2 separate regions of the Homo sapiens genome follow, and region 1 is linked to region 2. The links are chromatin loops, found by intact Hi-C in ENCODE. Cell type or tissue: ovary. All regions are shown on one strand. Links, peaks and the distances in the headings refer to the core of each region. The heading gives the core; the rest is flanking DNA. Region 1 overlaps ABCA13 (ATP binding cassette subfamily A member 13). Region 2 overlaps VWC2 (von Willebrand factor C domain containing 2).

Region 1 (15,747 bases), core at 319-8,318, 1.5 Mb after region 2:
ATCACTAATTCAGACTAATTACTAGTCTTAATGTATGTCTATGCTACCAAGATATCCAGATATTTTATAGCTATACAAATTATCTATCACATGATGGACTTACATTCTGTCTCCAAGGCAGTTCTGAGAACATTGTTATCTTGCTCCTCATCCTACACGTCCAACCCTAAAATTTCCACACTCCTCCTCATTCGTGCCCAGTCAGTTCCATCCCAGGCAAAAAGAGTTCAAACAAAACCTAACATCAAGTCACTAAACTAAATCAAGTTTGTGTTTGCATTTGCAGTAAATGATCTGTAACTTGTAAGCCAATTATTTATAAGTAAATATATGTTTTAAGGTTTTTGAAAGCAATTTGCTCTCTGAATTAAGTTAAACAGGCCCTTGAAATCTCATCTGTGCAATAACTGAGTTAGTAATTTCTTACTTTATAGATAATGCATGTACTATCCCAATCTCCACACTGGTGGAATGTAGATCAACAATATCAGTTTCATGCAGTTTTTAGAGAGATGCCAGGCCTTATTCTATGTTATGCTGTTGCTTCCAGAGATATGAAAAGGTACTTTCATTCCTGTATTTTGCTGTCTAATGCAAATTTTAGATGTGGGAAGATAAAGGCAAAAAGGGGCAAATACAAAGAAGGGGCAAATTTGAATATTTCCCTAGGGACAAAGATGAAACACACACCTGTTGAAAGTCCAGGGTTTCTAGCAAGGCAGTGATTTTAAATGTGTGAAGAAACTCAGGAAGATACTCAAAGACGTGCTGGGCTTTGGCAAGCAAGGCGCTGAGGCTGGAAACTATATCCAGCAAGGAGTTGAGCAAGCCATTTGCTTCAGAAGGCATCAGAGTCTAAAGGACAAAACAAAAACAAAACAACATGAAATAACCAACACTGTATTTTTACACTCAGAAGCATCTTTTGAGCTGTGAAAACTTGTTTATCTGATTTTATTCTCTCTTGAACTTCAGAGACGCCTTTGCGGTACTATATGAAAGTTATCTTCATTAGAGTATATATAGCTCATGTGTTTTGGAGCACACTGAATTGCACTAGCATTGTTAAAATGTAAACCAGAAACAAATGTGATCTATCATTAAAATTCAAATCATTTGCCAAATATTTCTTTGTATCTTTGAGGTGACCAAGGTGGAAATTTGAGAAGAGGCTCAAAATATGAGCAGTCCTTATATGTGAAGCAATTTACATTTATCTACTGCTTTACAGTATTCATAGCATTCACACATCATCTCAATCCTCCTAATACCTTGGGGATGTGCATTATACTGTTCGTTTTGTGGATGAGAAAACTGGGGCTTGAGGAGATTAAAAGTCTTCCTGAAGTCTAACAGTTAGAAAGGTTCAGGGATGTGAATTTAACCTGGATTCTTTAAAAATGTCAGTGCCCTCTGAAGCTTACTTATGCTATCACCAACTGAAATGCTCTGTATTTTACATGATTTTTTTTTTTCATATTCTCAGTTCTACACTGGAGGCAAGGCTTTTCTTCTGTCTTGATCTTTCATGTAGCTACTGGGCATAAAATAGCAACAGGAAATATTAGTTGCTCAATAAATATTTGTTGGATGAATGGATAAATGAGGAAATGCCAGCTCTTCGCACAGAGCAGGGAAAATCACAGCTAATTTCCACTGTCTGTCATTTGGATATTGAATTTTCTGTTTTCCAGGCTGGGGCAGAGGAACCCAGTTGTCACTGCTTCTTATTTTTGCTCATTAGTGTTTTAGCTGTTAGCTCTGCAGATGACTTTCAGGGCTCCGGGATCACAGCTCCATCCTTCACAGAGGCACTCTGCTTATAATGACAGAATTCTGTCCATTCATACTATAGAGACAACTCTAGCAGGAGAAATGGTGTGTAGCTTTTGTCACTTCTTCTACTCATCTTTCTAATTGCAGCTGCCCTTTAAAAAAAAGTGGCACACAGTGACTGGCCCCTGACTTATGGTGGGGAGTGACAGGGATCCAGCGCAGCTCCAAGAGACCAGATTGATGTGCCGAATTAATATAGCAAACTGTGCTTTGCTGAAGGCTTCAGAAATTCATTGTCAGCTGAGTGAATCAGAAAGTACATGGACTTGGGAATGAGCTGCACCTGCACGTGGCCCTCACATGGAGGTCGGGCTGCCCTAACATCCTGAGCCATATCTTGTATTTAATCAACTTTCATAGAGCCCTTCATATAGAAGGTACCTGATAAATAAGAGCTGTTGTTATTAATGATGATGTCATTTTCATTGTGTCTGGGAGACTGAATCCAACCCACTATCTTATCCTTCAAAGAAATCTTGGTACAGATGATGGCCCTTGTCACAGTAATTATGTGGGCCTCTACAAGCACTTACTTCAAATCGGGGACCTTTGTGCACATAACAAAGTGGCCACTAAAGTAGCATCGTGCCAATGGGAGCTCTGTTTCCCAAAAGGCAAACTGTAAAGTTGGAAGAGAGGCTGTGGTGAGCAAATGCAGAGCTAAACCATAAGCATGTTAGCGAAAAATACGAATTCCACCAAGATAGAGGTGGGTTTGCAAATTATGGGGATGCAAGAAATGTTTATTCTCCTCCTTATGGGTTTAAAATGTAATCATTCTGAAAACAAATATTTGTTCTTGGAGTGTGTGTGTGTGGGTGTGTGTGTGTTCATTCCAACATTTACTCCCTGGACTCTTGAAGTAATAGAAACTAAGGAAATCATGCGTGGCTGAAATGGCAAATCTACCCTTTGCTGACTATAAAACTGTTCACCCAAACTCAGGGTGCCTACAGCCACCTTACCATAGTACAAACCCTGCAGCCTCTCTAATGAACCCAGAGGTTGTGAAATACTTCCCTAAAGGGAAAACAATGGTACTTGGAGCAAGATCAGTGCCTAAGGGTAAGAGGGGAAGCTTCTGGAAACTTAAGTAAAGATTCAAACAGTAGAGGCCAGAAGGAGGGGAAGCTTCTGGAAACTTAAGTAAAGATTCAAACAGTAGAGGCCAGAAGGAGGAGAAGCTTCTGGAAGGGGCAGCTTGAGAGCAGTGAGCTGTGGTTTGGAGCTAGGTTGCCCCTACATGGGTTCTGGGCCCGTCCGGAAAGTGCTGGGCCTGGGCTTGCCCCAGCTCCTCCTCACTTCCCACTCTCCACTCTCTCCTGCAGACTTCATCATCTTTAGCTTCCTCCAGTCCCTCCCTGCCCTCACACTGCTGCTTGTCAGAGGATCATGCTTGTCAGAGCCGGCACACACAGGGGATTGGGCTTCCTGTGCTGCCCACCCCTCCACATTCTCTCCAGGGCAGGCCCTGGCAGAGCTGGATGCTTCCCGCTGACAGATAGGGCCACCGTGCAGGGAGCAGCACCTAACTCGGGCCGCTCAGGAGTGGACCATGCACAATCCCAGCCTCCTCAAACATGCTCCAGGGAGGTGGCCCTTACAGAGGAGAGAACACCTGGCATTAGGAAGCGGTGCTGTGTTTTTGCAGTGGGTCCTTCCACAATGAGCATGGAGATCACCACCAACTCTGTCCCAATGCCCTGACACTTATTTCCAAGGACCCCCTGAAGGGTCTCCTGAACATCCCTTTATTACAACAAAGTCTTCTTGAGCCCCACCTTGGATTCAGCAAACAGGTGACACCAGAGGCTGGTGGAGACCACTGCAGAGTGGCCAGGTGCTGATCTCCCACTGCCGCACCCCTAGGACTACTGTACTTATCTGCAGCCACCACAGCAGAGTCCTGCAGAGGACTGCCCCCAGCCAGCATGCTCTCCATACCTTGTAAATGAAAGCTCGCACATCCAAGTTTCGACTCAGCAACACAATCAGAGAATACACTTTTGACCCTGGCAGGCTACAGAGTTCCTCCGCTGCGATCCAAGATTTTTCCCCTTTGGGAAATGTCAGCAGGAGATGAAGGATTTCCTGATCACACTTTCCAGACAGAGCTACGGTGAGGGCACTGAAGAGAACCTGTTTCAAAGCACAGAGATTAGAGGTGAGTATACCTATGACGTCATGTGCTTCACCACCTCAGACCGGAGCTTCATCGGCAGGGAGTCGCCCAAGAGTGGATTTCCCAACTCCCGGGACTGACCTGCAGATGCGGGGAGCCCAAACTGGGGTTCGATTCTCAACATTTTGATGGAAATGTTTCTGAAGTGCGCACATCATTCTCTGACTTCTTATAAAATTTGCCCTCGCTTGAGGTCTTTGGATCACCCTTCTGAAACTCTGTCCCTCTGCTCTCCACGAGGCTCACTCTGAATGCCCACCAAGCCCCCACCCTCCGATGCCACCCCCGTAGTTAGCATCTGTGTCTCGTTTGTCTGATATTAAGTCTTACCCTTGGCTTTCAGTTTATCAGCTTCCACTTTTCACCGTCATCAGTGTGAAGCTGATATTTTTTGCTCCTTCATTTTTAGATTGAAAACAGGATTACCAAGCTTGTTATATATTTTTTTAAAGCAAGTACACTCAGAAGGAGGCACTGAGGACAACTTATATTAGTCTCTAGTTTATTACTATCATGCATCGCAATTAAAGGCTTTGACACACCTCTTCATTTGGGTATGCTTTTCAGTTAAGGACATTTGTGATATGCCAAATTACAAAGCAAAATAAAACAAAAACCATACTTCCTGCTCCATGTTTTTGCTCCTGATGGGTATGATTGCTGTGAAACATTCAGGCCAACTGAGGCCGAAGTGCATGAACCTATGTGAATAGGAACCATGCTCTCTGAAGAAGAGCACGGAGAACTCAACAGATGCCATAAAATGTTCCCAAAATACAGTAAGATATAAATAATGGTGTAGTAGTCAGGGTCCTCCAGAGAAACAGAACCAAGAGAATGTGTGTGTGTGTGTGTGTGTGTGTGTGTGTGCAGTCATGTGTCTCATAATGACAAGGATACATTTGGGAAATGCACCATTGGGTAATTGTTTAATTGTGTGAACATCATAGTGTGCACTTACAGCATCCTAGATGATACAGCCTCCTACATACCTTGGCTATAGGGTATGGTCTATTGCTCCTAGACTACAAACCTGTACAGCGTGTCACTGTACTGAATCCTGTAGGCAGTTGTCACACAGTGGTAAGTATTTGTGTGGCTGAACATATCTAAACATAGAAAAGGTACAGTAAAAAGGTACAGTAAAAATACAGTAGTATAATCTCATGGGACCACCATCCTATATGGGGTCCATTGTTGACCAAAATATCGCTATCTGGTACATGATGACAAACCACATATACGGTGGTAGTCCCATAAGATTATAATGGAGATGAAAAATATGATTATAATGGAGATGAAAAAATTCCTATCTTCTAGTGACATCAGCCATTGTAGTGTTGTAGCCTGGCGTATTATTCAAGTGTTTGTGGCAGTGCCGGTGTAAACAAAACTGCTGCACTCCCATTCATAGCAAAAGTATCACACACACAATTATGTACAGTACATAATAGTGACAAGGATAATAAATGACTATATTACTGGTTTATGTACTAACTATACTATATTATCATTATTTTAGAGTATACTCTTTCTAGTTATTAAAAAAAATTTAACTGTAAAACAGCCACAGGCAAGTCCCTCAGGAGGTATCCAGAAGAAGGCATTGTTATCACAGGAGACGACAGCTCTACGCATGTTATTGCCCCTGAAGACCGCCCAGTGGGACAAGCTGTGGAAGTGGAAGACAGTGGTATTCATGATCCTGACCTCATGTAGGCCTAGACTAGACTGTGTGTTTGTGTCTTAATTTTTAAAAATACGATTTTAAAAGTTAAAAGTAAAAAAACTTAAAATAGAAAAAAGCTTATAGAATAAGGACACAAAGGAAAACAATTGTACAGCTGTGCAATGTATTTGTGTTTTAATATAAATGTTATCACTGAAGAGTCCAAAAGTTTTTTAAAATTTTAAAGGTTCGGCAGGGTGCAGTTGCTCACACCTATAATCCCAGTACTTTGGGAGGCTAAGGCAGGCGGATTGCCTGAGGTCAGGAGTTTGAGACCAGTCTGGTCAACATGGTGAAACCCTGTCTCTACTTAAAATACAAAAAAAATTAGTTGGGTATGGTGGCGTACACCTGTAATCCCAGCTGCTTGGGAGACTGAGGCAGGGGAATTGCTTGAACCAAGGAGGTGGAGCTCACAGTGAGCCGAGATTGTGCCACTGCACTCCAGCCTGGGCAACAGAGCAAGACTCTGTCTTAAAAAAATAAATAAATAAATAAAGTTTATAAAGTAAAAAAAGTTACAGTAAGCTAAGGTTAATCTATGATTGAAGAAAGAAATTTTTTTTTATAAATGTAGAAACACACAATGTTTATTGAGTCTACAGTGGTGTACAGGCATGTCCTAGGCCTGCACATCCGCTTGCCACTCACTCACTGACTCACCCAGAGCAACTTCAGTCCTGTAGCTTTATTCATGCCAAGTGCCCCATACAGGCATACCATTTTATTTATCTTTTATACCATATTTTTCAGTACCTTTTCTATGTTTAGAACAGGTATAGTAAAATACGTTCTTGTGTTTTCTATGTTTTGATATAGAAATACTTACCACGATGTTACAATTGCCCACAGTATTCAGTAGAGTAACCTGCTGTACAGGTTTGTAGCCTAGGAGCAACAGGCCATACCATATAGCCTAGGTGTGTAACAGGCTGTACCAGCTAGGTTTGTGTAAGTATACACTATAATGTTCACATAATGATGATATCACCTAATGATGCATTTCTCAGAATGAATCCTAGTCATTAAGTGACACATAGCATACATACATTGAGAGAGATTTATTTTAAGGAATTGGCTCATGCAAATGTGGGGGCTGGCAAGCCCAAAATCTGCAGGGTGGGCCAGCGGATTTGGGACCTAGGAAGGAGCTGACATTGCAGCTCACATCTGCGGACTACCTGGAGATGGAACTTACTCTTCCTTGGGGGACTTTCTTACTTTTTTTGCCTTCAACTGATTGGATAAGGCTGACTCACATTATGACGAGTAATCTTCTTTACTCAAAGTCTACTGATTTAACTGTTAATGTCATCTAAAAAATACCCGCATAGGGACATTTAGAATAATGTTTGAACAAATATCTGAGTACTGCAGCCTAACCAAGTTGACACACAAAATTAATCATCACCAATGGCTATGATACTCTAGTATGCTAGTGTGCATTTTGAGTCTTTAAGAAAGGATATTAAGTATTTTCATCACTAACTTACCAAAAAGACCTTTTTTCATATAGGGCTGGCATTGTGCAGACACACATTGGTGAAGTTTTCCTTAATGCCACTGTTTTCAATCATGCTGTCTCTGGGCAGAGGGGAAGCTCTCAGGAGGAGGTTGGGAGCAGAATATAGGCATCTACCCTTTGCTTTCACAAGAGGAGCCTCTCTTTGATCAGTCCCACAAAATAGGCTTTTGCATGAAACTATCCCTCAAAATGGACCTCATCCAAACCCCCAATTCAGGGGAATCACCCTGGCTTTTCATGAGCATCAACCCAAGCTGGCCCAATGAGAGTCCTTTCTGCATTTGTCATAGAACATTTGTATTAATTACTTTCTAGCATGTCACACAGTGGTCCCCATGCAAGATCATATTTAATACGTTTTTTAGAGTCTAGTCCCAGGACAAAAAATATTTGTCCTGAAATTTTTTACATCTCTTTTTACCAAATAGAGAGGATCCCACACCCTGTCATGTGGAAGCTCCGCAGTCACAATGCACAGAAGCCACAGCCCCAGCAGCACATTTGCTCCCTCTCCTTTCCTGTGGTTTTCCAAATATTACTATTTATCTTTTAAAGATTGTATTGCGTTCGTTCGTTGTTCCTGTTTGAGAGTAGGTAGGAGGGGAGGAAGATTAGAAAAGCAAAGACAACACTGAGTTGTGCTTGATTGGAAATATCTTGTGTGATTTCTATTCAAAGTAAAACAGGCACCTTTTATCTCGGGCTTTGCATAGGCTAATGCTGCAAATTATCAGAAACAGAATGCCAAGTTCCTGCTGATTTTCCTGTGTGTCAGTGTTTGGTTTGGAAAGCTGTAAGGGGGCTTAGGATCCAGGGCGATGCCTCTCTGCCCTGCGAGCCTGGCTCATACACACTTGGCCACTTAGATAATTATCTGAGTATTTATGTGGTTTAAAAATGACAATGATCCTTAGGAGAGGCATTTGCATTTTTAGCAAGAGCTTTGTTTATTGGACATCTGCTGAAACCCGAATCGCATTCAGAGGAGAGCACCAGAGATGGCCTCCATGTTGCCCAGCTGCTCATTGTAGACTCAGAGGTTGGGAAAGCATGGGAGGAAAGGCTGCCCTCAGCTCAGTTGTGACCGGAAGGGAAACACGGACAGTGATTCAAGGGAACTGGAGATGATGGGGAGAGAGAGTCTGCCAAGTTAGAATTTGTAAGACAAGACAATGAAAGGAGCGCAGGTATTTAAAAATAGGCCCTACGCCCTTCAGAGAGGAGCAGTGTGGCTCTCTGCCATTGGGGACCCATTTGAGCTCAGAGCTGCTCACAGGATAAAGAGGCAAGTACAAGAGATGAGCATCGGAGGGCAGGAGAAGGCTGCGAGAACCTGGCCAGAAGGACTGAAGCCACACTGTGGCAAGGTGGTGGATCCTGACTCCAGCTCTTACCGTCTGACTTCCTGAAAGCTGCTTAACATCTACACACTTCAGTTTCTTTGTCTATACAACCAGGGATGACAATAAAAGACAAAGGGCTCCAAAGGGTTGTTGGGAGAATTAAATGAGATGTAAAGCATTCAGCTCAGGGGTAGTGTATATAAGTGCTCAAAAATGACGTTACTACTAAGAAGCCTATCAGTCACTGCCAGCAAAAGCACAGTTTTGACTTACAGGATATTTAAGGGAAAAGATGAATAAGAATTAGGTGGGTTTATTGATTAAGGATGATGATTACACTTAAGAGAACTAATTAATTCCTTCTTGGTTTTCATATTCCTAAAGAGAAACATCTTCACACTGGAAGGGTAAAACAGGATGCCTAGGAGATCTGTGGATAAGCATCTTGGCAGCTGGCCTCTAGGGCAGTGCCAATGGTGTCCTTGCCCAGTAAGGCAGGCATCATTTGGCTGCAGTTCCTTTTTTTCTCAAATTTTATTTTAGGTTTACGGAGTACATGCAGGTTTGTTGCCTGGGTAAATTGTGTGTTGCTGAGGTTTGGTGTATGAACCATCACATCACCCAGGTAGTGAGCATAGTGCCCAATAGGTGGTTTTTCAACTCTTTTTCCCCCTCTCATCCTCCCCATCTGGTAGTCCCCCTCTAGTAGTCCCCCATGTCTATTGTTCCATCGCTGATCATTAGAGAAATGCAAGTCAAAACCACAAGGAGATTCTATCTCACACCAGTCAGAAAGGCTATTATTAAAAAGTCAAAAAATAAAAGATGTTTGTGAGATTGTAGAAAAAGGGAACATTTATACACTGTTGGTGGGAATGTAAATTAGTTCAGCCACTGCAGAAAGCAGTGTGGGGATTTCTCAAAGAACCTAAAGAGAACTACCATTCAGCCTGGCTGTAGTTCTTCAGTGAGGCCATGGCTGCTGTCTGGCCACCTTCTCCACCAACTTCTCTGTCTCCATTTCCAGTTCCCTCTCTCCCTGTTCCCTCTTCATGCCTTCAGAAAGAGTGACAGTTCTACTATCTACAGTTTTTAAGAAGTCGTGATGGAAATAAAAACTATCCAGGTTTTATTTTGTAAAGTAGACTTTAGAAATTACTAATAGATAATAATGTCAATTCTTGAAGAATTCTAATCATGGATTATCCAAAAGATTATGTGTAAGCCCTTGAAGAAAAAGAAAATTGCTGGAAACCATGTCGATACAGTCATGATCAATGAGCCATGTCAATATAAAGTCATTTTCTTTTAATGATGAAATTATTAGGCTAATAAATTACCAAGACACCCCAGACAGACATGTTGCAACTGATTTAAGAGCCCAAACAAATAAATAGGTGTTAGGTTATACCTTCCTATGCCATGGTAATCTTTCTGCACTAACGACTTGGATGAAAATATAAAAGATACTCTCATCTTTTGGTGACTGATGAAGTTGAGAGAAAAAAATGATACTTTGCAAATTAAAGTATCAGAATTTGATATCAAAAAACACCTTGAAAGAATATCCAATTAACCAAAACAGCATGGTACTGGCACAAAAACAGACACATAGACCTATGGAACTAATAGAAAATAGAGTCCAGAAATAAGGCCGTAAACCTATAACTATCTGATCTTCGACAAACCTGACAAAAACAAGCAATAGGGAAAGATTCCCTATTCAATAAATGGTGCTGAGATAACTGGCTAGCCATGTGCAGAAGATTGAAACTGGGCTTCTTCCTTATGCTATACAAAAATCAACTCAAGATGGGTTAAAGATTTAAATGTAAAACCCAAAACTATAAAAACCCTGGAAGACAACCTAGGTAATACTATTCTGGACATAGGAATGGGCAAAGACTTCATGATGAAGATGCCAGAAGCAAACTCAAGAAAAGCAAAAATTGAAAAATGGGACCTAATTAAACTAAAAAGCTTACGCACAGCAAAAGAAACTATCAACAGAGTATACAGACAATCTACAGAACGGGAGGTTTTGCAAAATATGCATCTGACAAAGGTCTAATATCCAGTATCTATAAAGAACTTAAAAAAAATTTACAAGAAAAAAACAAACAACCTCATTAAAAAGTGGGCAAAGGACATGAACAGACACTTTTCAGAAGAAAACATACATGCAGCCAACAAGCATATGAAAAAAATCTCAATATTACTGATCATTAGAGACATGCAAATCAAAACCACAATGAGATGCCATCTCACACCAATTAGAATGATTATTACTAAAAAGTCAAAAAAGTAACCGATTCTGATGAGGTTGCAGAGAAAAGGGAACATTTATACACTCCTGGTGAGAATGTAAATTAGTTCAACCATTGTGGAAACCAGTGTGGCGATTCCTCACAGAACTAGAAAGAGAACTACCATTTGACCCATTACTGGCTGTATACCCAAAGGAATATAAATCATTCTACCATGAGGATACCTACACATGTATGTTCATTGCAGCACTATTCACAATAGCAAGGACATGAAACCAACCTAAATGCCCATCAAGGGCAAACTGGACAAAGAAAATATGGTACATATACACCATGGAATACTATGCAGCCATAAAAAGAACAAGGTCATGTCCTTTGGAGGGACATGGATGGAGCTGGAGGCCATTATCGTCAGCAAATGAACACAGGAACAGAAAATGAAATACTGCAAATTCTCACATATAAGTTGGAGCTAAATAATGAGAACACATGGCTACAAAGAGGGGAACAAAGCACACTGGGGCCTATTTGAGGGTGGAGGTTGGAAGGAGGGAGAGAATCAGAAAAAATAACTATTGGATACTAGGCTTAATACCTGGGTGATGAAATAATCTGTACTACAAACCCCCTGACACGAGTTTACCTATATAACAAACCAGCATATGCACCCCTAAGCCTAAAATAAAAGTTTAATTTTTAAAAATAAAAAGGAAAAAATATTTTGCCAAAATTAGCAAGAAGCATTTTTGCAGAGATCAATGCCAATTGGGGAATTAAGGTTTAAAAATATTTACATAAGTGCAAGTAGGAGAAGAGGAAACCCATCGGCAAGCAGTAATTTTCTTAGAACTATTAATTTGTAACAAATTGAAGCAATAACATCATGTGATGGAAGAATAACACAGTTCAAGTTCAAAGACGTGGGTTTGATTTCAGGCCCTCTCCCAGCTGTGACTTCCACAGCATCACATTCATCTGTGAAAGAAGAGAAATGCCCTGCTCAGAGGGAGTTAAATGAGACACAAATGCCCTTAGCACAATACTCATTTCTCAGAATTCCTAATGAGCAAATAAGGTAACGTGGCTTTCATAAACCTAAGAAACGCTAGCTGACTTAATGGAAGGAGAGTAGCTGGAATTTCACTTTATTTTAGTGAATGTTTAATGAGAACCTACCACATTTACTGAGAATACTCTGGTAGGACAACAAATCAAACAAATCAAAGAGAAAAGCCCTACTCTAAGAACACCAGAGAATGAGATGGTGGTGGATGGGTGTGTGCACTTCATTCTGTGAATCCTGGATTACAAGGACCACAAACCCCAATCTCCTGATGTGGTGACAGAGCCAGACAAGCAGTCTAAGGCCTAGGAAGGACTTTCTCTAGAATGAGACTCTGCACATGACAGATGGTGTCTTCCAGGAAACTTCAGGCCAAACTTCTCATGATCCCAGAAACCCATAACTCTAGTCACACATTAATTACTTTTTGTCTTCAGAGAAAGAAAAAAAAAAAAGAATGAGCAAATTTTGACCAGTGTCTGCTCTGAAATGAGTTTCACCAAGAACTATCTGTTGGAGCTTTCCAGGAAACAAACTTCATGTATTAAAACAAGTGGAATGTGTAATGTTTCCAAACTCCTAAAAGGAATCTCTCCCTCTCCATAAATTATGCCCAGCAGCTCTGTTAATGTCGCAACCGACAGAACCAGCCCCCAGGACCGGCCCCAAGTGAGATAAGGAAATTTGACCAGATTCACCAAACTCAATCATTTCTGCTCAAAAGAAACAGAAAGAAAAAAAATTCAGAATACCTTTCCATTTGAAGGAGCCTCCCAGAAGAGATTGGAACTTTCAGGGAATGCCCTCTCCCTTCCTCCTTAAGATTTGTGGCGCGGGGAGAATGAATCCACTGAGGACTGTGAAAAAATATTCATCTTCCAAGCAAAAGTCCTCTGAACTCTGCCTAATTGTTTACCACAGAAAATAAAGGGACAGAGGGCCGACTTTTGATTGCTCTCTCAATCTATTTGGGTCCTGACACTTTGGCCTCATTGCTAATTTTAAAAGAATAAAAATTTGGCCCAACACAAAGAAGGAAGTCATTGTTGATTTGAACATGTGCCTAAAACATAGGAACACAGCATGAAGTGGATGGGTGCTTCACAGGGCAGGTGGACAGGATGCAAACCCAGGACAGAAGGCTGGGCTAGATGGGCTCCAGTGTCCAGGAAGCCCCTGTGATTTGTGGTTTTAATTGGGTGATGCTGATATTAGAGAATAGAGCTCTGCAAGAAAAAGGAAATTCCCATGGGTGGGTGCCCATGGCAGGTTCTCTGCAGCCAGGGAAGAGGGCAGGAAAGAAAAATGAGATGGTATCCATGCATCTGCTGCATTTGCCTCCTTCTGCTCACTCCTGTCTCTGGTCTTTTGACAGAAATGCCCCAGCTCTGTGACTCTCATATAGCTCTTCATATGCAGATCATCATTCCAGTCTGACATCCATCTTCACCGATTCAGGGAGGCTTCCAGGGACCACCTGTCCTCATTGTTGTGTTCTATTTGCATGATAGAACTTTCTGGTCTCTTAACACTGACCTTCTTTTGTTTGCATATTTACTGTGTCATCCCCCACAGAACATTGGCTCCCTTGGAGCACGGGCTTTGAGCCCAAGTTTTTGGGACCATGCCTGTCATGCAGAAACCTCCTAAGTGAATAAAGGAAGAAATGAATGAATGAAGATTTCTGCAATTTTGCCAGGGCTTTAGCACCACTGAAGAGTATTCCCTGCATGCCACCAACAGCCTGGACTAAGAATCTGATGTGATTATTTGCAAACTGACTAAAGCTATGGTAGAGAAACCCAGGAAGAAAGATAAGAAAAGGATACTAGAAATAATATGGTGCTGCTAAAAACCTGACAATCTAGAAAAAACAAGTATCCAAAGTGTCACCTCCTAACCTAATGTTAATTCCTTGCCTAGGATCTGTAGATACATGTGCATTTATGGATATACTTAACCATCAAAGCAAATAATCTCATTACTTATTTGAAACGCAAGAATGCAACTTTTTAAATACTCCTCCCAATTACTTAACTGTCCAGCTGTTTAGGCGATCATAATGATTCATACTGACAAAGAGGTAGAGAAAGATACACAGAGTGCAAAAAAAGCACTACAGAACCATCTACACAAGACAATACCACATTACCACAGGAGCCTTCTCTGTGCACAGCCCTCCCATAATAGAACAGCAGTGACACCCAGTGGCCACTTGTTTCATCAGGCAGTGGTCATCAAAAACAGTTGAGCCCAAACCCAAAAAGTATCATAAAACTGAATTTGAAAGGGACCCCAGAAGTTAGCTAATCTGACCCTGGTCTTAAAACATTCCCAGGTAGCTGCTCCGATTACTCCTTCCACTGCTTCTTTCCCCTATTACTCGTTTCAATAACTAAAGATTTTAAACCAAAAATCTTCATTGTTTCTCTATAAGGCATCATGCGAGGTAGGGAAGAGACAATTTCAGCACTGCCCCCTGCTTTCCTTGGCTCTTGCATGTTTAATAAGCTGAATTTGACATTTTTCCTTGAAGATAAATACTAAGTGCCTTATTATAAGTAACTTGGTGACACTGTCATTTGAATTTTGGTTTCCCAGCTTCTAATCTCTTTTTAATTTAGATTAATTCTTCATTAGTCCACCCGTCAAGCTTGCAATAAGCCCCAATTAACCAGAATTGACATGATATTAAACGTGTGTTGGGGCCCAGTTGATGGTCAATTGCAACGTTCACTTACGAGTCAGCTCCACGGTTACTACTTCTGGAAGGTTCTCTGTACAGGAAGATAAAACCCCAACTAGAAGTGCTGAAAGCTGTCTCAGAAAATCTCCTGCTAAGGATCCAGGTGATATCTGCTGTGGAAAACATGAGATGTCCCCGTTCCCCTTTTCCACAGAGAAACCATACCCCATGTGGCCCGTATGTGTTACTCATCCCTTGGTTTGTTGCAGTAGCTCTTTGATTGTTTTATCACATTTTTCAGCTTGGAGATGACACAGCCTGCCATTACTCATTTGCGTTCACAGTGATTCACTACGGTAGCACATAGTCAGACTGTGCCCAGTCACTCTCCACTCAGAGGAAGTCATAGTTGATTCTTAAGATATTTTTAGCTGTTTTTGGTTTTGGGTATTTTAAGAATTTTGCAACACCTGCTGAATCAAGCCGAGACCCTTCCCAGGTGTCATGCATCAGGGCTGGAAATCAACAGAATAAATAATCACCAACTTTGTTCTAACTCCAAATAAAGAAAATATTATGGAATTAAAAACCCTAAGATTTTGGCATGGGACAATGACACCCTTTGGTTCCTTGCTTGTTCTCTTGTTTCCTTTCTGCCTCCAATTATATCATTTGTGCAGCAACCCACTACACTAGCCAAAGGAGAGGAAGGCAAGAAGGAAGAAAGGACAACACAGTGCCAGTGACTTCAGGCTAAGGCTCCTTCCATGAGCAAAACAGACAGACAAGAAACAGCACCACACCTTGGAGTGGGAAATATTTGCTTCTAGAATGCTATGGATAGTCTCATTCGAGATTTGGATGGAAGAGCGAAGCTCCTCAGTCAACTTGGTGATATTCTTCATCAAATCTTTTATTTTTACATCTGCAAAGTAAGGAAAATAAGAAATTTGTGTAATAAAGGTTTAGATCATTACTGACTGCGAAAACAAAATTTGATATTACAACCTGGCTAGGATAGTTTCTTTCACACCATTCAACCCATAAATCACTAAATAAAGTCATACCTTACTCCCCTGGGAATAACTTAAATAATTTATATGACAATAAACCAAA
Region 2 (15,910 bases), core at 5,220-13,219:
AGAAGCCGAGAACTCCTCATCCCTCTCAAAGAGGCAGGCTAATGCTTCAGTTTGCATTTTCAGGAAGCTTGGCACTACTCTTATGACAAAAGCCATATTTGTCAGCCCCTCTACCCTGGACCAGGGTGCATGGCATTGGGCAAGTTACTTAACCTTTTTGAGCTTCATAGTTCTAATCTAAAAATATGGTTGATAACAGCCATCCCTTCCAGGTGTTGTGACAAGTGCACCAATTTATCTAGAGCATTTAGTAAAATGTGTGGCTCATGTTGAGGACTTCATGTCTAAAACACCAAAAGCAACAGCAACAAAAGCTAAAATTGACAAATGGGATCTAATTAAACTAAAGAGCTTCTGCACAGCAAAAGAAACTACCATCAGAGTGAACAGGCAACCTACAGAATGGGAGAAAAATTTTGCAATCTACTTATCTGACAAAGGGCTAATATCCAGAATCTGCAAAGAACTCAAACAAATTTACAAGACAAAAACTAACAACCCCATCAAAAAGTGGGCAAAGGATATGAACAGACACTTCTCAAAAGAAGACATTTATGCAGCCAACAGACACATGAAAAAATGCTCATCATCACTGGCCATCAGAGAAATGCAAATCAAAACCACAATGAGATACCATCTCACACCAGTTAGAATAGCGATCATTAAAAAGTCAGGAAACAACAGGTGCTGGAGAGGATGTGGGGAAATAGGAACACGTTTACATTGTTGGTGGGACTGTAAACTAGTTCAACCATTGTGGAAGAGTGTGGCAATTCCTCAAGGATCTCAAACTAGAAATACCATTTGACCCAGCCATCCCATTACTGGGTATATATCCAAAGGATTATAAATCATGCTGCTATAAAGACACGTGCACATGTATGCTTATTGCGGCACTATTCACAATAGCAAAGACTTGGAACCAACCCAAATGTCCATCAATGATAGACTGGATTAAGAAAATGTGGCACATATACACCATGGAATACTATGCAGCCATAAAAAAGGATGAGTTCATGTCCTTTGCAGGGACATGGATGAAGCTGGAAACCATCATTCTCAGCAAACTATCGCAGGGACAGAAAACCAAACACCGCATGTTCTCACTCATAGGTGGGAATTGAACAATGAAAACATTTGGACACAGGAAGGGGAACATCACACACCGGGGCCTGTTGTGGGGTGGGGGGAGGGGGGAGGGATAGCATTAGGAGATATACCTAATGTAAATGACCAGTTAATGGGTGCAGCACACCAACATGGCACACGTATACATATGTAACAAACCTGCACGTTGTGCACATGTACCCTAGAACTTAAAGTATAATAAAAAAATAAAAAATTAAATGTTTTTAATGCTCCTAAAGAAAAAGGATGCAATAATAAATGACAAGAAGAAAAACAAACGTTCATAAACATACTTTATGTTACGTAAAGTATGTTCGTAAACATACTTTATGTAAATTCTTTCATTTAATCTCATTATAGGGTTTATAGTCTACCGTGATAAAGAAAAAAAAAACCAAAAACTTAGGACCTATCTTATTCCACTCTGTCTTTTGAACTGTAAGACACTGGAGGGCAGAGATGGGGTTTGGGTCCCTAATATGCCCCGATGCCCAGCAGAGCTCCTGGCACAGAACAGATAGGCTGGCTGCCAGCATCTCCTGAGGCCAAAGACCAGTCCAGACTTCAGGCATGACTTCCTGGGCCTGGGGAGGGACAGGGGTGTGCCCCCATGGGCAAGTGCTGGGGGCCGGCCACAGGTTCCTAAGGGAGACTACAGTCATACCTGATAGGGTCTGCCATGCAGAACATGCCCACTCCACACGGCAGCAAGAGCCTGACCACGAGAGGCCTCACCTTCAAACTGGGATCCAGAACAAAACCAAGTCCACCCCAGTGACTGCTCCTGTTCAGAGCCCGCAGCCCTGCCCCATAGCCTGGGAGCCTGCCTTCAGCCTGCAGCAAGAGCTGGGCATGCTGCCTTCCTGTGGCCTCCGCTTCTGTCCTTGGTGCAGCTGTTGTTTTTAATGTGTGGGGTGAGGAAGAGGAAAGGGCTCTGGACTGGAGTAGAACTGTGGTGATAAAGGACTGGATTTGTTTGGAGGCCTAACTTCTCCACACTCATTCTTGTAGTTACCCAAGTCCACAGAGTGCCCTGGCTTTACAGAAGCCAGTTTCCATCTGCAACTGTAGTTCAAGGAGCCAGTCACTAGATGGAGACGGAGTCCAAGTCATGGCCAAATGTTCCTCACATCTGGGAGTTTGAGAGCAGAGGGAGGAACCAGGGTTTGGAAGAAGTTGATTAAGACGATCACTTAAATCCCGCAGATTTTGATCTGTAGGAGCAAGGCCCGTCCCCCATCCGTCACACCAAGGTGGTAGGGCTCTTTCTGAAGAGGGGAGGTGAGACATCACCTTGCACCCACCCCTCACTCCTCACAAACATCACTTCTCAAAAAGCCACAGAAACAGGAAAAACCACTAAATAGCATTATCCCCAGGTATGATCTTCGGCCCTTCTGCCCCCCCAATTTTAAGAAGTATAAAGGTTAGTTTAAAGATGGAAAGAAATTATCTCCCTAAAGGGCTAGGCCATGCACAAATCAGATTTCTAGCAAGTGCAAAACAGCACCGGTCACCTTGTTAAGGAGATGAGTGAACAGGCCAGGACAACCACCAGCTCATGCCTGCCAGGCCTCTTCTTTGAACCAGAGCCTGCAATGTCATCTGCATGCATGTCCTTGGTCCTTGAAGAGCACAGCCACAGAGCCACCATGACCCCCTGATGCTCCAGGGTCACTCACCTGGAAAAGGAAGAGCTTTTGAGGCTGGACTTTTGATGCAGGCCATGTTAGTAAGGGTCTGAGATAAGGCAGTGGCCACAGGGCAGAGAGACCAGCTCTGGCCTGATGACCGACTCTCCAGAAAGCAGACACAGGTGGTACTGGTGCCTGCTGGCCTCTGTCGGGCTCCCAGCATCCTGACTGCTCAATACAGTTATTGGTTTAATCCGGATTAAATCCGGACCCTAGGCTGACAGCAGTGATCTACAGGGGATGAGGATGCCATCTTCACTGCCTAGCAGTCCTTAGAACGGGAGTGGGAAAGAGCCCACTGAACTTTAGAGATCCAGTGTTGTGGGTGTGAATGCTCTGTGGGGTCTGGCCATTTTGTAGTGGACTTTTTTTTTTTTTTAGACAGAGTCTTGCTCTGTCTCCCAGGCTGGAGTGCAATGGCGCAAGCTCGGCTCTGCAAACTCTGCCTCCTGGGTTCAAGCGATTCTCCTTACTCAGCCTCCCAAGTAGCTGGGATTATAGGCGTGTGCCAGCACGCCCAGCTAAGTTTTGTATTTTTAGTAGAGACAGGGTTTCACCATGTTGGCCAGGGTGGTCTCGATCTCCTGACCTCATGATCCACCCGCCTCGGCCTCCCGAAGTGCTGGGATTATAGGCATGAGCCACCACGCCTGGCCTGTAGCAGACTTTTTATTTCAGAGTTGGTCCCAGAGCCTGGACTCTGTTCACTCACACACTGTGATGTGGCACTGTCAGATCTGCTGGAGCACTTTCAATATAACATTGCGCTAAGCAAGTGTCCCCTTTCCTGTGGGCAGACATCCTTAAGTGCCCGTCTGCTATGAGCCAGGCTCTGGTGTTTAGCACCAGAGTGAGTTGAATGGTGGCTCCCAGAATGTCTGTCCACTGAGAACCCATGAATGAGGCCTTATTTGGAAAAGGGTTTTTGCAAATGTAATTAAGAAGGGTCTGGAGATGAGATCATCCTGGATTACCCAAGTGGCCCTAAATCCAATGACAAGTGTCATTATAAGAAAAGGAGAAGACACGGGCACAGAGAAGAAGACCACATCAAGACGGAGGCAGAGCCTGCAGTGAAGCCTCTAAAACCCAGGAAGCCCAGGGTGGCGGGCAGCCACTAGGAGCCAGGAGAGAGGCATGTAAGGGAGCAGCCGTCGGAACCTCCAGAAGAAACTGACTCTGTGGGACCTTGATCTACTTTAGACTTCTGGCCTGCAGAATTGCGGACGAGTAAACTGACATTCCTTAAAGCCACTCAGGTTCTCAGGTTGTGGGATTTGCTGTGGCAGCCCCAGGGAGCTAATGGAGCCTGGTGCCACAATCACTTCACACAGCCTTCTCCACAGGGAGTCATCCTGAGGTGCGGTGTCCACTATGGCCAGCACAGTGCCTGACCAAATGTAATGGCAGTACATGCTTGCTGAGTAAATACACGGAGCTCACTGTACCCATGATGTAACTGAGAGTTATGCAGGGTGAAGTAATTTGGGGAAAGTCACACAGGTGAGATATTGGAGACCAATACATGAACACAAGTTGTCTGACACTGGCTTTTTTCCAGAAGATGGCATTACATCTCCTAATCACAAACAGTTGATCCTTTAGGTAATATGAAATTAGACATGGTCTGGCCTACTAAAAACTGATGAGGCTGCTGTGTGTGGACATCTTGTGAGTTCATGCATGCACCTGTGAGCTAATGCTCCTCTCCTCTTTCAGGACCTCCTGCAGAGCCCCTGTCCATCTCCTTGTGCCTAAGCTACCACTCCTTCCATAGTTCCAGGAATACTTGGCTTATAAGGATGCCACAGGAAGACAGGAGGCCTCTTACACTGGATGTGAAGCTATGTCATGGCACTGGCCAGTTTTGTTCATCTTGGACTCACCAATGGAACTGGCAGATGGCAGGTGTGTTAAACAATGTGACTTAAAATAAAGGGCAAATTCCTAGGTGATGATGTAATTCTAGGTCCCTGGTGTGTGGCATGAAGTGGACAGGTTACTACAGTCAAACCTTCATTGATGACAGACCCTATCTGACCACTGTGTTGTGGTACTATGCTCAGTCTTCCTGAATACTGCGTTACAGCACTGTGCTCTGTTTTCCTGCAGCACCATGCTATGTGCTAGGCTTGGTTTTTCTACAGCAACATGTTGTGGTACTGTGCTTAGTCTTCCTGCACCTGTGCTAGGATACTGTGCTCAGTCTTCCTGTGCACTGTGCAGTGGCACTGTGCTCAGTCTTCCTCCACACCCTGCTGTGGTACTGTGCTTAGTCTTCCTGTGCACCATGCTGTACTATTGCACTGAATTTTTTTGTACCTGTGCTATGGTACTGTGCTCAGTCTCTCCAGGGTCCTCTCAGTCCCACTATATGAGGCTTCACTGGCCTCGCAGGTTAGAATCTGAGAAGTGATTCTACCCCAAGACTTGGTTAGAGCAGGAGCCACTTTTATTAAGTCAGACTCTCAGAGAGCAGAATAAGTGACAGGCTGGTTGCCCATTCTTCAGGCTTCTGCTGACATCCACAATCTCCCTGAAATAAATAGGGCACTACCAAATGGTGAAACAAGCACCCAGCGTTAGACTCTATCTAATGGTGCATGTTCTCACACTGAGTCTTGGTTAGAACATTTACATTTGTGAAACAAAAAGAGGCAGCGTGTGTGTGTGTAGAAGGGCTGAAATGTGGCATGGAGTAGGGGTGCATATGCCAGTTAGCTGCAGAAAGATGCACTTCAGAAGGGAGATCCAAACCCCATCCAGAGACCCGCGAGGACCCTTCCTGACAGTCTGCTCCCAGCAGAGCTGATTGCTTTTGGAGCCCTCAGGAGCAGTGGCAGGACACACAGCAAATCTAAACTCCCTTCTTAGCCATCTAATTTCCAGTGCTGCCCCCAGCCAGTTCATCAAAGGAATTACTTTTGAGCAGATTTAATAAAACTAGCACTTTCTCTCTCTCTCCTCGGGGAAATTCATTCATAAAAGACAAAAGCATTTTGTGATAAAGAGATGGTGACTGTATTGGTTTCCCCCCACAGCCGAGGCTTCACGGGATCCAGTGGGGTTTCCCTGGGACTGTAGGGTATGAACTGCTGGGATATGTAAGTCAAACTCTGAGAAATAAGAAATACAGTACAGTAGGACAAGAAATGCGAGGGAAGCGCACCAACACATTTGTCATACATGAAGCAAGCAGGACCTAAAGAGAAATAGAGACAATTGGCTACTGTATTGAGCAGATATAATCAACACACATTTTCCACAGTTTAGATAACTTTTTGTGCTATCATATAAGAGATACAGAGACTAGGAAATTCTGAAAATATTATTAGAGGTGTGTTCTGTCTAGATTCCTTTCTGGTCTACTGAATTAGACACAATGTAATCATTTTATTGACTATACTATAAAAGTGTATTTGAATTGTGGCATAAAAAATAATTTAAGGGCCAAAGAACAGTTACCAAAATATCCACTTATATTATTAACCTGTGAGAGAAATGATTCATACAAAACACAAAAATGTGTTTGCCTTTGAACATATAAGGTCTGAGGAGGTGAGAAACGACAGTCAATGATTTATAGATGCACATATTTTTGACATGATTTTACAAGTGGAGAAAGGGAAAAGATGGCTCCTGAGAGCAGCTAGAGAGGAGCTGGGTGATAAACCAGGAAACGAGAGAGCAGACCACAGCTACAGGAGACACACCATTTCTGGGCTCACTGAGCAACAGTTCCTATGGCCCACAGCCGACCCTGGGCAGGTGGGCTGGAAACAGAGGATCCCATGTGTCCTGGGATGCACAGCTGGTCCGGGGCCATGCCCGGCTCTCACACACTGCAGGGCGTCGCCTGCTTCCTCTTGTCAGTGGGGAGCAGGACATTTGGAGCTACCCCACAGGAGAGAGAAGATCCTGGAAAGACCCTGCCGTGGGAGGCTCTGAGTGGAGGTGGGAGGGTGACACTCTCTGGACAGCTAGTGCTGCACCACAGACTGCTCCCAAAGACACTTGCAGCATAAGTGCAAAACTCATACGTCACTCAAAGTTGGGCCCCTATCTTGCAGCCTCCCCAGCCCCCACTGGTTAGACAGGGCATCCCACTCACAAAGCTGACTCCTGTTACATTTCTCCCAGAGACAGATCTAATTAGCGACTGAGACCTGTAGAAGCTTCCGACTTCCCACCCATGTTGCTGTGGAAGCAACATGCTGTGCTAGCCCTATCTCATTTTCTGCATTCTAATGCTTTGACATTGAGCCTTGCTGACGTTGGAGGGACTGCCCCTCCCAGTGCTAACCCATTCCAGGAGATAGTAAACCACTCACCTGTGAGTGCACTTTTCTTGTTGATTACCCAATCAGAGCTCACATCCCCATGACCTCCTCTGCGGGCTTTCACACTGAGAGCCACTGTCCACCTCTTCTGATCATCAGGGCCAGGTTCCAGACACAGGGGCAGTTCCTGTGCTCACAGTCTGCTGAAATCACTCCAAGTAGCCAATCCTAAGCCCGCCTCACCCCTTCTTCCCGTGGAAGCCACCATGAGGGCTTTTGCTCATATTTTACTTCAGCTTCTTCTGCCTCCTGACCCAGGCCAGCGTGCCCCTGTGTGTTCCTCAATAGAACACCCTCTTCTCTTGGGATATCTGAGTATAACCAACTCTCTTTGAACAATGATGATCATCTCATGATCTGTTGACCTTACCATACCCAATAATAAAACCCACATTTTCAAACCCTTGCCCTTGGGAGGGTCACAAGTAATAGCACTAAACTAATAATGGTCAGGGATCCCTGCAAGGCTCTGTGCTCAAGCCACACACACACATTCACTATTTGACCCTCTCAGCAACAATTCTACAGCACAGATAACACTATTATGCCAATTTCAGTATTCAGAAATAGAGGATTAAAGAGGATAAGTAACTTGTCAATAGTCGCAAATGATACTAGTCAGATGTGGAATTTACAACCTAATTATATTATATTATATATATTATATTATATTATATTATAATAGGTTCACACATTTTTGTGTCTTAATATTACATCCCACAGGGGATTCTTATATCCTGGCAGTGACCCTTTTAAAATACACCTATTCGTGTCACAAGTCCCTCTCTACAGCTTGCTATTCTTTTAAAAACTTTGCAAATAACAAGCCAACATTTTCAAAGACATCCCAATTTGACACAGACCTTCTGCTCACTGCAAGTTAGAGTTAAATTCTGCAGGTAGGAAATTTACAGCCTCACACTGAATAATTCACATATGCAATCTGTCAAACTGCTAATTATTCCTTCAAAGAAAAACAATCAGATATTTGTATCATAATATTTTACCTCATTTAGGCTAAACTGCCAAGGTGTCAGAGTGATTAGGAACCTACTTCTCTGGCTGTCAAATGAGGCTGGGGAAATTTACATATGTATAAAGGAGGGAAAATGTATGCATTCCTATATCAGGAAATTATGAGTTAATTCAACCAATGTGGAGCTCAGGGAGTTAAGCATTATCTGCTCTTTGCTCTTTAGGCACAGTGGATACTGTGATGAAAACGTCTCTGTGGTACTCACAGTTTCATGCAGGAAATAAGTATGGCAATAATAATAACAGTGTAATAAGGAGAAAAGGAGAGAGCCATCTGTCTTAGCCCACAAGGCTTTCTACAGTGATAAGCCTTGAGCTCATCACTGTCAGGCCATGGCCAAATTTGGAAGCTTGGAAATGACACTCCAAGCACAGAAAAAGGCATATGCAAAGACGTGGAAGTGAGGGAGAACTTTATGTTGTTCTGCAGATGTCAAAAATGTCCCACAGGGCTGGAGCCCTGCATGTAGTTCTGGGAGCAGCAACAGTGGACAGCTGTTAAGAGACCAGATCACAGAAGTGCAGGTAAAGACCTATGTTTGTTGTTGTTATTGTTTTAGTCCATCAAATTTCTTTCCATATTTACCACAGAGGAAGTGGCGACATGCAGGTTGGAGCAACAGTCTTGGGGGCGACTCTTTGCACCAAATGGAGTGATGGAAAGGTATTGGAAATGGGGTGGATTCATATCTTAGTAAGTCTGGTTGGCTCTATTGACTTGCTTAGATCCTTGGGATAGTTATCTCTAAAGAAGCAATGTGATATCATCCAAAAAAAGCAATGTTTATTTTTGAAGCTGCCTGAAATACTTTTTGGAAAGCAGGACAACATGGATAACTTCCATGGACTGGAGCCGTCTTTTATCATGACTGTACCAAGGAAGCATTTAGAACAAAATATCCACAGGGGCAGGTGTCAAAGACTCATTAGTGAAAACTCTCCAGTGATGAATATGTAAGATGAGAAACGTGTGGGTGTGCACACGCACTCACACTAACTCACTCGCTCTTCCTTCCTGCATTGCTGTTTGTTTGCCACTCCCACATCACAAGGTTCTATATCTGTGGCCATAGAGACAGGGGAAACTTACCCTGTCATTCTGATGTCTGTTTTGTACTGGGAAGTGCTCTTGGGTTTAATTTTGTTACAATGTCAAGGTCTTTTATTAGGAATTATAATTTGCTTCTGAAGTATCACCGAAGGTTGGTATTTTAAAGTTAGGAATTTCTGTATTTGAAGACTGACTTTGGGTAGGAAGTCCTCTTGGCCACAAATATTCTGTATTGTGTTAGCATCTGACCAATTTCACACAGACAACTTGCCTGCCTCTCTCTCTCAGATATATTCCTTCACCATTCTACATTTCAGTGTTTTTTACAGTTGAACTAGTAAATGTCAAGGGTTTGCTATCTCACTAATATATTGATAGTAATAATCACAAGCATTGTTGTTGAAATTATAGATTGTGTGTGAAAATCTAAGTTTCTATAGAAACCATAGATGCTTAACAGATGGATAGAGTCCTAGAGATTGTATATTTAAATCATCTATCACCTTTTTTTTTTCCTTCGACTTTTAAGTTCCAGGGTACATGTGCAGTGTATGCAGGTTTGTTACATAGGTAAACGTGTGCCATGGTGGTTTGCTGCTCCAATCAACCCATCACCTAGGTATTAAACCCAGGCTCCATTAGCTCTTCTTCCTGATGCTCTCCCTTCCCCCACCCCCACTGACAGGCCCCGTGTGTGTTGTTCCCGCCCATGTGTTCATGTGTTCTCATCGTTCAGCTCCCATTTATAAGTGAGAACATTCGGAAATAACTTCCTTTTGAAAAAGGAAAAGTGAAGCCCAAAAATGAGGACGAAAGTGAATTGCCGGCCGGGTGCGGTGGCTGCTGCCTGTAATTCCAGCACTTTGGGAGGCCAAGGTGGGCAGATCACCTGGGGTCAGGAGTTCAAGACTAGCCTGGCCAACATGGTGAAACTAAAAATACAAAAATTTAGTTGGACGTAGTGGCGGGCACCTGTAATCTCAGCTACTCAGGAAGCTGAGACAGGAGAATCGCTTGAACCCAGGAGGCAGAGGTTGCAGTGAACTGAGATCGTGCCATTGCACTCCAGCCTGGGCAAGAAGAGCCAAACTCCGTCTCAAAAAAAATAAAAATAAAAATAAAAAAGTGACTTGCCCAAGGTAATGTGGCTGCTACGTGTCAGATCCATTGACCCTAAACCAGAGTCTGAATCAAAGACCAGGGCTCTCACAATCTTCCATGCTGCATTACCTTTCTAGGGCTTCTGTTTGCTACAATTTTATGGCCCATTAATAAGCAGAAATTTATATTCAGCAATGGATATACAATTAATTGAGTAACATAGTATAAATATTGCCCAGGGAAGTATTTATAGGACAATATTTTAGAAGCTTTCATATCTATAGTTATCTAACTCTGCCAGGGCAAAGCCGATCGTTCTGACAGACCTGGCTTGGCTTACCTAGAACTGTGAAAATGGAAAGTTTAGTAACTTAATGACATTTCCAAATGTAAATACTGCAGTGTTTTAAATTGCTTTAAAGGTTGAGAGGATAGAATCGACGCCCTTCAGGGACTCAGCCAGTCATCATAAGGATTGATGTAGAGATATTCTCTACTAGCATGCATGACGTCCACTCTGAGTGTGCGATTCCCGTCTGAGCAGACCTTTCCACGTTGCGGTCCAAACACACCTTAGGTGAAACATCACACATTCATCCACCTGTTGCCATCCTCTCCTGCAGCAAAACCTGCCCTCAGTCTCCTCCTGTGCTGCCAACCTTCATGAATCATCACCCAGCCAATTCCATGGCCAAACCCAGAAATCTTCATTGACTTTTTCCCTTCCCTTACACATAGGCCCCTGTAATAGAATGAGTCCTAACTGTCACCTTTTCTTCATCTTTTAAAGCTCTGCTATCTCTCCATCTATCAGGGATTATTACCATTGGTCTTCTTTTTTCCATTCATCCTCTGCACAACTGACAGATTGCGTTTTCTAAGATGAACTGTCATCACATCAGTGCCCAGGTTAAGTCCTTGCACAATGCCCTGTAGCGCTGGGGGCAACATTTCAAATCTTCGCTTCTCATCCCAGTGCTTCTATGACCTTGTCTCTAATAGACCTCAGCTGTTGCTGCTCCCCAACCAACATGCAGGACTCTAGCCCTCTGGGACATTTTTGACATCTTTACCTACGTTGTGGACATTACAAACTGGAAACCTTTCTGTACATACAAAACTAAAATCATTCATTGAATGATTAGTTTTTTGTTTGGTGTTTGTTTTTTACTTGAGTAAAATAGTCAAATTATCGTGAATTAGTGCTTGTAAGCTGGACCTCTGCTGTCCAAACTCATTAATGGTAGACCCTTTCATTTCTTGAATAAGAAATTGGCACATATAAACAATCTCTGAAAACATTTGCTTAATACGTCCATGGGCCTCACTGAGCTGTGTCTCCTCTTCGCTTGGGAGATTTTTCACATCTGATGTTTCTGAGAGCTTTATGTTCCTGGAGCCATCAGGAAAGGGGCTCACCCATGAGAAAATGAAGTTTAAACCAGAATTTGAATTTGGATTTTTATGAGTATGGCAGAATATTGGAATTCCCATATTTTCCACTTCTTATTGGTTACAGTAAGCAAGAAGTTCACAGAAAACTGCATGTTCTCACTTGTAAGTGGGAGCTAAACATTGGGTACTTAGAGACATAAAGATGGTACCAGTAGACACTGGGGACTGCTGGAGCAGGAGGGCAATGCAGCGACTCGGGGAAAGGGAAGGGGAAAAACAAACTGTTGGGTACTATGCTCAGAGTTCATGAGCTCACTATGAGATCACTTGTACCCCAAACCTCAGCATCACACAGTACACCCAGGTATCAAACCTGCACATGTATTCTTCTGAATCTAAAAATAAAAGTTGGAAAAAAAACAGAAACGGGAGATGAATAATATTATGAGATATCTTTTACTATGCAGTGAAAGCATGAGTAAACACACTTCTTTTCTACAGAATCTGGCCACCTTCTAGATGACATGTATTAAAGCTACATGGCCAAATTCATACTATGAAATTTCCCTCTATTTCAGCATCTCCAGGGAAATCACTAATATTGGACTTGCACAAATTATTGCATTATCTCCCATATTTATTCCCAATAACTTTAAAGACAATTATTCTGCAAGTATACAGACAATTCCTGATAAGAACATTCCTAAGTTCACTGACACATGATTATAGGGTGATTTCTGGAAGCATCCTACAGGTAAGGGTGTGGATTCACTGTTGTGTCACTGAGTTACACTGGATGGTGAAACTCTCAACACAAGTTTCTTAATCTCATTTACTCTCCTGTATTATCTCTAAGGTTTTAGGTTCTCCCCTATACTGACTTCAGTAAACTATCATACCTAAAGGCATCCAATTAAAAATAAAATAAAATTAAAATGTCATGACGTTTTAGTAACTTTTAAGTAAGTTAAAGTATACAGATAATATAGTTTTAGGTTTCTTTTTATTTCCTGAATGATAACATCTCTCATGAGCTATGGCACTGCAATAGCCATTTACTAGTTCATGCATATCCACTAAGATTTAACATGTATTTATCAAGTATTTATATAACACTAATGACATCACTTAAAAGAGTTGAATTGGCCAGGCGCGGTGGCTCACACATCTAATCCCAGCATTTTGGGAGGTTGAGGAGGGTGGATCACCTGAGGTCAGGAGTTCAAGACCAGCCTGGGCAACATGGTGAAACCTCGTTTCTACTAAAAATACAAAAAGTTAGCTGGGCGTGGTGGCGAGCACCTGTAATCCCAGCTACTCAGGAGGCTGAGACAGGAGAATCGCTTGAACCCAGGAGGTGGAGGATGCAGTGAGCTGAGATCACGCCATTGCACTGCAGTCTGGGCAATAAGAGCAAAACTCCATCTTAAAAAAAAAAAGAGTTGAATTTACAACATTCTCCTCCTAGGAGTTATTTTCTATCAAGCATAATATAAACAATTGCTTTGGTCATGATTTCCCACAAAAATGGTACTCCATGAAAAATGTCTGCAAAAATTATTACACATTATAAGAAATGTGTGGACAAGGGCATCAAGTAGGATGAATGATTAGAAGAAATGCAAACCATGCTAAGTACATTTCTACTGCAGGGCCTCCCTGAGTGTGTCCCACAGAACCTCTGTCCTCCCGGAAGGTCTGAGGGAAAAAGCTCCACGTCCAAAGCATTTTAGGAAATCTGCTATATCTGGCGATTTGTTATATGCACTATAACAGTTAAGCTCTGAGTCATGAAACTTCCAAAAGAAAGACTTGCTCAGTACTGTTTAAGTGAAAATTTTATATCCATACTTAAAACACTGAATCCCTACCTTAAATTCCACCAATTCATTTAATTCCTCCACTATGAAATTGTTTCTTTTTGCTTGCCTACAGTACTTTGAGCTGACTGTTCTGTTTACTGCTTTTTCCTGATTCTCTTACTTTAAAAAAAAAAAAAAAAGTAATGTGTAAACATCTTAGGCTGTTTCAGCAAATACTAGCTCTCAAAACATGGCCACAAGCCTAAGTGGAATTCATCTCTGCAAACAGGGAATAGTCAGGCCTCTTTCTTGCTTTGGTTACTTGAGTCTGGAGCACAAAGGCCACTTGCTCTGGAATCCCTCCTGGGCCAGAACAGACAGCTTCGCTTGTATGCATTATGTCTCATAATTCAGACAGAAAAAAATTCCAGTCCACATTCCTCTGGAATCCAAATAAGACCAAATATTTCAATTTTCTGTCCTTGCAGTGGCATCCAATCTTGAAAAAGGTATTCCTTCTAGCTCTTCTCCTGACACCATCTGAGTCTGTTCTTTGCATCCCATCAAGTCACTCATGTTAACCCACTATAGTGTTGACCAGCTTTCACCAAGAGGCAGAAAACTTGAGACAGGGCAACAGCTCTGACTCGGGGGTCAGAGAAAGGATGGAGAGGGACAAACTATGAGTGGCTTGACTCACTGCGAACCTGAAATACGGGGAAACTAACTAGAGATTTTGGAGAGTTTTCTTGAATGCCGGATCCACAAAAATGAACAATAAAAGAGTGAATAATCGGCTTTTTATGCAAACAGCTTTTGAAGCTGCACTGAAGCAATTTTCTTAGTAATATGGGAAGAAAAAATAATCAAACCAATACTCCTTATGCTCACAAAATAGAATCAGAGGAGTTAACAAAGACTTATTTATTTGAGAACCTAACTGACTGATTTGTGCTCAGTGATCCATAGTCACCCCCTCCCACCGCTAAACATTATTACACAGCACTTGAGGTTTATAAAACGGCTTTCCACCATGCTGGGGGCTACCAAGCAGCAGCTGGCACATCCTGATAAACAAATGATGGATCTGGAATCAGTCACTAATCAGATGTGATGGGCCCCTGCGAGGCAGACAGTACATGCAATTAAAACCTCAGCACTGCTGATGATCTGCTGCATGACTGCTAGAATTTCCTATACTCCGTGCCCCTCCACCATACCACCAGACATTCCCCACAGCTCTAGAACACCATAGTCATTTTCATAGTTTACATTTAGCATCCAAAGAAACATATTTGTTCATCTACAACTCTCTCGAAAATAGCTTCCTAGGTTTTCTCTACCACTGACGGAAGAACAGTCACTCTTCTCAGACAGGCTCTCCTCGGGTGGAAAGTGAGGTGCAAAGTGAGAGCCAAGTAAAGGCGCTCCTGCTCCGGAAGCCTGGTCAGCCCGTGGGCCAGGGTTGTCCATGAGGCGAGATAGACACGTCCCAGCACCCATTTCCTGGAAACAGACCTTACTGCCTGGGCCCTCGCCACAGCTTTGACTTTAGGAAAACATGATCTGATCCTAGAAATCATTCATTTGGGAAAACAGCTACAACAAAAACTTAGCTTGGAACCACCAGATCTTCTTTGAATGCTTCTAACTTTAGGCTCTAGAGACATGGGACGTCACGATTTGAAACATGTGGTTCTCACTCCTAACTTGAGTTCATGTCAAAGGCCCCGTTTGTGAAGTGGCTTTATTTCTGCACGCAGCTCTTTCCTCTCTGGCCATTTTCAAATATTACAAATTCCCACTTGCATGGATCCAACATACATAGTCCTCAGCCTTCTAACCATGGGTACCACATGAGAGATCTCTGGCAACAGACAAAGAAAACCTCTTTTTTTTTTTTGGCTCTTGTTTGAAGGTGGTAATCCTCCAGCCAGATCTTGTCCAGGTGAAACCTCCCCTAGGTTTCTCAACAATTATTATATTGGTTTCTCTCTGCTTTAATCATGAGAATGTGAAACATCATTCAGTTCAAACAAGAAATTTTGGAGGGATAAAAGACATTTCTTAACAAGTGAAGCTTTGGTTGTCCTCAAATTTGATGGCATTAGAGCATGTTTTAAACGAGCATATAAATTAAATGACATCACATATTGTAAGTTATCCCCATTGCTGCAGAAGTACCATGGTATCAATTAGACCTCAGGGGACACACAGGCCAAATTTAAATTCTGCCTTTCATTCTTATATTGGTGCTGCCATAATAAAATATCACAGACTGGGTAGCTTAAATAACAGAAATGTATTTCTCACAGTTCTGGGGGCTGGAAATTTCCAGATGCAGATACAGGTGGGTTCTTGTCT

What was found. Peaks named below come from ENCODE experiments on the same cell type or tissue, not always from the same donor. Only the 100,000 strongest peaks of a DNase experiment are listed, where the experiment ranks them.
Region 1: it touches region 2 in a loop (4-fold over the local background); 6 of 110 quality-filtered maps call a loop at or near these places.

Annotation. Positions count from the first base shown.
Region 1 is chr7:48,298,175-48,313,921 of GRCh38, reverse strand. ABCA13 (ATP binding cassette subfamily A member 13) reads right to left here. Exons shown (of 62, transcript NM_152701.5): 23 at 15,435-15,556; 24 at 3,781-3,975; 25 at 691-855. Among named protein-coding and RNA genes, the nearest start is that of ABCA13, 130 kb to the right of the region's middle. RefSeq lists a silencer at 14,041-14,100 and an enhancer at 14,448-15,647. In ovary, for the core only: no CTCF peak of the experiment used is centred there; a DNase peak (open chromatin) is centred at 3,357.
Region 2 is chr7:49,839,146-49,855,055 of GRCh38, reverse strand. The region is part of intron 3 of VWC2 (von Willebrand factor C domain containing 2); the gene reads right to left. It also overlaps a transcript of ZPBP not described here. Among named protein-coding and RNA genes, the nearest start is that of VWC2, 73 kb to the right of the region's middle. RefSeq lists a silencer at 3,829-4,123. In ovary, for the core only: no CTCF peak of the experiment used is centred there; no DNase peak of the experiment used is centred there.